Linked DNA regions of Homo sapiens: region 2 is linked to region 1. Evidence: chromatin loops called from intact Hi-C (ENCODE). Cell type or tissue: thyroid gland. All regions are shown on one strand. Links, peaks and the distances in the headings refer to the core of each region. The heading gives the core; the rest is flanking DNA.

Evidence for each region. A loop is a pair of places that touch in the nucleus more often than their neighbours do. Peaks named below come from ENCODE experiments on the same cell type or tissue, not always from the same donor. Only the 100,000 strongest peaks of a DNase experiment are listed, where the experiment ranks them.
Region 2: a loop joins it to region 1, with 2.0 times the contacts of the local background. A loop is called at or near these places in 1 of 110 quality-filtered maps.

The regions. Positions count from the first base shown.
Region 1 is chr12:52,773,540-52,776,445 of GRCh38, reverse strand. It overlaps KRT76 (keratin 76), which reads left to right. Exons shown (of 9, transcript NM_015848.4): 2 at 844-1,058; 3 at 2,804-2,864. Among named protein-coding and RNA genes, the nearest start is that of KRT76, 2.4 kb to the left of the region's middle. In thyroid gland, for the core only: no CTCF peak of the experiment used is centred there; a DNase peak (open chromatin) is centred at 1,476.
Region 2 is chr12:52,847,455-52,850,303 of GRCh38, reverse strand. KRT78 (keratin 78) reads left to right here and starts at 1,310. Exons shown (of 9, transcript NM_173352.4): 1 at 1,310-1,757; 2 at 2,183-2,397. The coding sequence starts at 1,374. In thyroid gland, for the core only: no CTCF peak of the experiment used is centred there; DNase peaks (open chromatin) are centred at 1,233 and 2,403; H3K27ac peaks cover 468 bases.

The sequences.
Region 1 (2,906 bases), core at 318-2,817:
GTGGGGGTCCAAACATGCTCTTAGCTTTTTGAAGAATGAGCCATTTTAGTCATGAAATTATTGCAGTTACTTTAATTTCTCCTGAAAAGCAATTGCTTGATAATCCAAAGTAGCTGGTAATCAAAACCTTGTGTTAGCACAGATCTTGAGGCTGCATCTAAATGAGGTGCATTGGCAGCTGCCTTACCTTCCAGATGATGCTGTGCTTCAGCCAATAATTAAACTGAGCTGTCCATGCTGGGGCAGAGGAGGGTGTTCTGGGTCTGTGTGGGACTGAGCCCAGGATCTGAAGTGAATTCTAGTTCAGCTGCAAGCTGAATAACTGAAAGGAGGTCTTCCTATGTGAAACTTCTAAAGAAATGTTAGACCTCATTGACTGTATTCACTGCCTTTATGGAGCTGAAAAAAGCTTACATCTAAAAAACAATGACAAACTTTATTTGTGCTTACCTCCTTCAGTGGTATTCTGAAGGATCCCTATAGACCCAGGACAGTCCTGGGTTTGATTCTTAGCTTTGTCACTCAGTAGACTTGTCACTTTGGGAAACTTAAACTCTTTGAGTCTCAGTTTCCTTATCTACAAAATGGGGATCACAGCAACTCCTTTATAGGTGGTTGTGAGGATTAAATGTGACGGAAATACATGAAAATAACAGGTAAGGCATAATCACTCAACAAATTCTAGCTCTCCCTTTGCTAAATCTTCATCCTTCCCAAATTAAAAAACAGGGGAAATTGTAGATTGAAGAACTGGGTTCCTTCTCCACAGTTCTACATTTGGGATGGGCAGCCCCACATGCCCAACTCAAGGGGCTGACTCCTTTTCTCCCCTCTTTCATGCAGGTGCGGTTCCTGGAACAGCAGAACAAGGTCCTGGAGACCAAGTGGGAACTGCTCCAGCAGCAGACCACAGGCTCAGGGCCCAGCAGCCTGGAGCCTTGTTTTGAATCCTACATCAGCTTCCTATGCAAGCAGCTAGATTCACTTCTAGGGGAGAGGGGGAACCTGGAGGGAGAGCTGAAAAGCATGCAGGACCTGGTGGAAGACTTCAAAAAGAAGTGAGGGCTCCTCCTGGGAAGTTTCCCCTTCTGGGGAATTAGCAGGGAGGTGTGGTCCTAATTTGGGATTTCAACTGTTCCCAACTGTGCCTTCAGTCAATACTCTGGGATGGATTTATTGAGTGAAACATGACAAAGCAGAAGGGGGTGAAAGGGTGGGGACTGAGACTCCCATGTGGCTATGACACAGATTTCAGGCTCCAGATGGGCCCCCTCCTATTCCAGCCCAGAGGGACAAAAGAGTCCTCCCAGAGTTTAGAATCCTTTAGGATGGGGAGTCCGCCACACTTGACTGGACACAGGAATCACCTTGGATGCTTGTCAACAATGCGTATTCCTGTATTCCAGTCTTAGGTATTCTGAATCATAGGTGTGGACAGGCCCCAGGAGTGTGAGTGTTCCCCTAGCTCCTGGGGATTCTAGGCAGAGGTCCAGGGCTGCACTTGGTAAAGGCCTTTATCAGTGTGTCCCGTCCAATCTCCTGTTCTGCAGCTTTGGTTTGCCTCCTCCTCCACGTTCCAAGTTGCAGTCCATATCCGCTGAGGTCTGCAAGGAGCAAACTGGGCCTCTCAAGGTGGGAGGGAGCTCCCGACTTCCCCAGGGATCAGAACCCACAGGGACGGGCACACCTGCTCTGCAGAGGCCCTATTCCAATTCAACCACACAAACGTGGTGGGCACCCACTCTGTGGCAGGCTCTGTGCTGGGCTCTGGGAATTCAGTGGCAACTCAGATTCATATTCCCAAAAGAGATCCCAGAGACCTCTTTTCTCCTAGAGGAAAAAAAGAGGTCCTGCCTAGAGACCTCTTTTCTCCTAGAATCAGTCCAATTCCTCAAGCTTTATGAAATACAAACTCTTGGTAGTAGATTTTAGTCCTTAACAGGCAGGAATCCCACAACTTTGATGCATTCAGAAGGTATGAATTCTTTCTTAACTGAAATTCCTATAAGAAGTAACTGTAATGAAGGAAAACAGAAACTGAGGAAATAGGCAGAAATGCCCAATGAGAGCACACATTTCACTGGGTTCCATATGCACACATTGTGCTTTGCAAAGTCAATCAAAGAGCCTAGGCAAGTGGTCAGGCTCCTTGAAGTTTGCCCTCTCACTGACTGCCCATACCTCTGCCCATCACTGCATTTAGAGGGAAGAGGGCCAGGCAGTGCCCTGAGCTCTGAGAGGTCTCTGGACAGGACCAGCTACGTGATTTTCAGGCCTCAGTGCAAAATGATAATGCAGGAACCTAGTTACAAAATTATTAAGAATTTCAATCATGCCTGTAATCCCAGTACTTTGGGAGGCTGAGGAGGGAGAATCACTTGAGCCCAACAGTTCGAGACCAGCCTGGGCAACAAAGTGAGACCTTGTCTCTACTAAAAATTAAAAAATTGGCTGGACGTGGTGGTGCATGCCTCCAGTCCCAGCTATTTGGGAGTCTGAGGCAGGAGGATTGCTTGAGCCTGAGGGGTTGAGGCCACAGTGAGCCATGTTTGTGCCACTGCACTCCAGCCTAGGTGACAGGGTGAAACCTTGTCTCAGAAAAAAAAAAAAAAAAGAAAGAATGTCAATATGGTGCCAGCATTGAGCTAAGTGTGAGGACCCTGAGCCCAGGGTCCTGTGTAACTGCACGTGCCCATGAAGCTCGTCCTGTCTCTGCGCAGGTGAGGAGAGTGCCTGGAATCCTCACCTCTCTTTTTTACTTCTGAAATGCCAGTGTTCAAATGTGTGCCTCTTCTTGTTCCAGGTATGAAGATGAAATCAACAAACGCACTGCCGCAGAGAATGAGTTTGTGGGGCTCAAGAAGGTAGGTGAGCCTGGACCAGCATATCCAGGTTTCCTTTCTGGG
Region 2 (2,849 bases), core at 1-2,500, 74 kb before region 1:
GCAGCCTCCACCTTCTGGGATCAAGCGATTTTCCTGCCTCATCCTCCCGATTAGCTGGGATTACAGGTGCCTGCCACCACGCCTGGCTAATTTTTTGTATTTTTAAGAGACGGGGTTTTACCGTGTTAGCCAGGATGGTCTCGATCTCCTGACTTCGTGATCCACCCGCCTAGGCCTCCCAAAGTGCTGGGATTACAAGCGTGAGCCACCGTTCCCAGCTTAGGAGTATTTTCTAAATGCACCTTGCTTTTTTTTTTGAGATGGAGTCTCACTCTGTTGCCCAGGCTGGAGTGCAGTGGTACGATCTTGGCTCACTGCTCAACCTCTGCCTCCTGGGTTCAAGCAATTCTCCTGCCTCAGCCTCATATGTAGCTGGGATTACAGGTGTGCACCATCACACCTGGCCAATTTTTGTATTTTTAGTAGAGATGGGGTTTCACCATGTTGGTCAGGCTGGTCTCAAACTCCTGACCTCCAGTGACCCACCCACCTCGGTCTTCCAAAGTGCTGGGATTACAGGCGTGAGCCACTGTGCCCGGCCCTAAATGCACATTTCATTTCAGAGCCTGGGTGGCTCTGATTTGTAACCTCAGGAAGCGGAGCCTGATGGCAGGTGGATGGGCCTGGCCCCAAGTGCTTGTGGAAGGAGCAGAGCCACAGGCTGGGTCAGAAACGTGCTGTCCCATGCGATCCTGGATGGAGATGCCTGATTTCAGTGGGTGGTGCCTCATGGATGATTGCTGGGTTGGGCAAGAGGAAGGACTTGGAAACCCTGTTTTTCTGTTTCATTTCCAAATCCTGGAGTGTCTTTTAGCCAACTATGGCAATAACACCTCCACTAACCTCCTCTCTTTGTGGCGCTGCAAGTGCCTTCCTTCTCCAACTCCTTGAGGCAGATTCTCCCTTGAGAATCCAGGGCACTCTGATGCTTCCTCTGAACCCCTTCTAGCGTTCTTTCCTCTTCAACCTCCTCTCGCTTCCCTGTCTCCTTCAGGAAGCCTTCCCTGAGGGCCTCAGTGACTTTGCTCCGGCCATCCCTCCCTGTCCCTCAGCACTGACATCCCAGTCTCCTGCCTGCTTCCTTGTCTTTGGGCATGCCTATTTCTCCAACAGCCTGGGAGCTCTGAGGGCAGGGTCTGGGTTTCCTTCTCCCTTGGCTCTGCACGTGCCGGACACTTATTCTCCAGGCACGTCAGAGTAAGTCAGCTGGAGCCAAGTGACAGACACAGTCAGGTCAAGAGTATCTTGCTCTCCAAGGCCCAGCCCAGGTACGGGAGTGGATAAAAGTCTCGTGCTGGGGCCCCAGGGCAGAAACTCACACACCTTGACAATCTGTCTGTCCGTCTGCAGCTGCGTGACTGTCTGTCTCTGCCATGTCTCTCTCCCCATGCCGGGCCCAGAGGGGCTTCAGCGCTCGCTCAGCCTGTTCTGCTCGCTCAAGGGGCCGCAGCAGGGGAGGCTTCAGCAGCAGGGGCGGCTTCAGCAGCAGGAGCCTTAATTCCTTTGGGGGGTGCCTGGAAGGCTCTCGTGGGAGTACCTGGGGGTCAGGGGGTAGGCTGGGGGTGCGGTTTGGGGAGTGGAGTGGTGGGCCTGGGCTCTCCCTGTGCCCTCCGGGGGGCATCCAAGAAGTGACCATCAACCAGAATCTGCTGACCCCACTGAAGATTGAGATCGATCCCCAGTTCCAGGTGGTGCGGACGCAGGAGACCCAGGAGATCAGAACCCTCAACAACCAGTTTGCTTCCTTCATTGACAAGGTGAGGGTCAACTCAGCCAAGCCCCTGTCTCTGTGCCTCCCTTGGAGGAGCTGCTCTTGATGGACTTGGAAATGGGAAGTTTGGCCTCCTTCTACCACTTTTCTAATAACTTCTGCAGCAAAGAAGTCCCTCCTGTGGACTAACTGGACTCTCTCTGGCTATGCTGAGGCCCTGTTGTTCCATGATTGGGGCTCAGGGACAGAGAACTGCCAGCCAGCGGGGGGAAGGCCCTGCCCCATTAGTCAGTCCAGTCATTTTGTTGTGTTCAGAGTGTCATGGAAGGTCATGAGGCTTCCCCTGCCCAGGTTGGGCAGGGGGACAGGGGAAAGGTGAGGCTGATGGGAGGGTCCCTCAGGCTTTACTTTCCAGAGGCTGTGCACAGGGAGTCCCACAGGAGCCTCAGGGATCCTCTGCTTTTGCTGCAGGTGCGGTTCCTGGAGCAGCAGAACAAGGTCCTGGAGACGAAGTGGCATCTGCTGCAGCAACAGGGGTTGAGTGGCAGCCAGCAGGGCCTGGAGCCTGTCTTTGAGGCCTGCCTGGATCAGCTCAGGAAGCAGCTGGAGCAGCTCCAGGGAGAACGAGGGGCTCTGGATGCTGAGTTGAAGGCCTGCCGGGACCAGGAGGAGGAGTATAAGTCCAAGTAGGCACACTGAAATTTCCCCATGCCATGTGGGCGGGGTCTGGGATGACTCAGTTTGGGTCTGTCAGCCAGGAGGTGTCCCACATACTGAGCACCCAGAGGCACATGACTGGCCTCCCCTCTACCCCTCCGCGTCCCCATTCCCCAGGCTCTCAGGTGCCCACCTGCTACAGGTAAACGAGGTGTCCCGCAGTCCCCAAGCAGATCTGGAGAACCTTGGAGGAAAGGCAGGGAGACCGGTGTCCTACATGCCCCAGCTACAAGGGCCCATGTTTCCGGTCAAGGCTGGGAAGGGCTTATTTAAACAATGCCCCAGTGGCTTTTTTTATTCTTGAGAAATTCCTGTTCAGCGGGCTGTGGGCTAAAGTGATTCAGATGTTCTCTGGTTCCAAAGAGGGAAGGGAATCAATTTAGTGGGGCTGTCCCCAGGCCTGTGACACAATTCACAGATG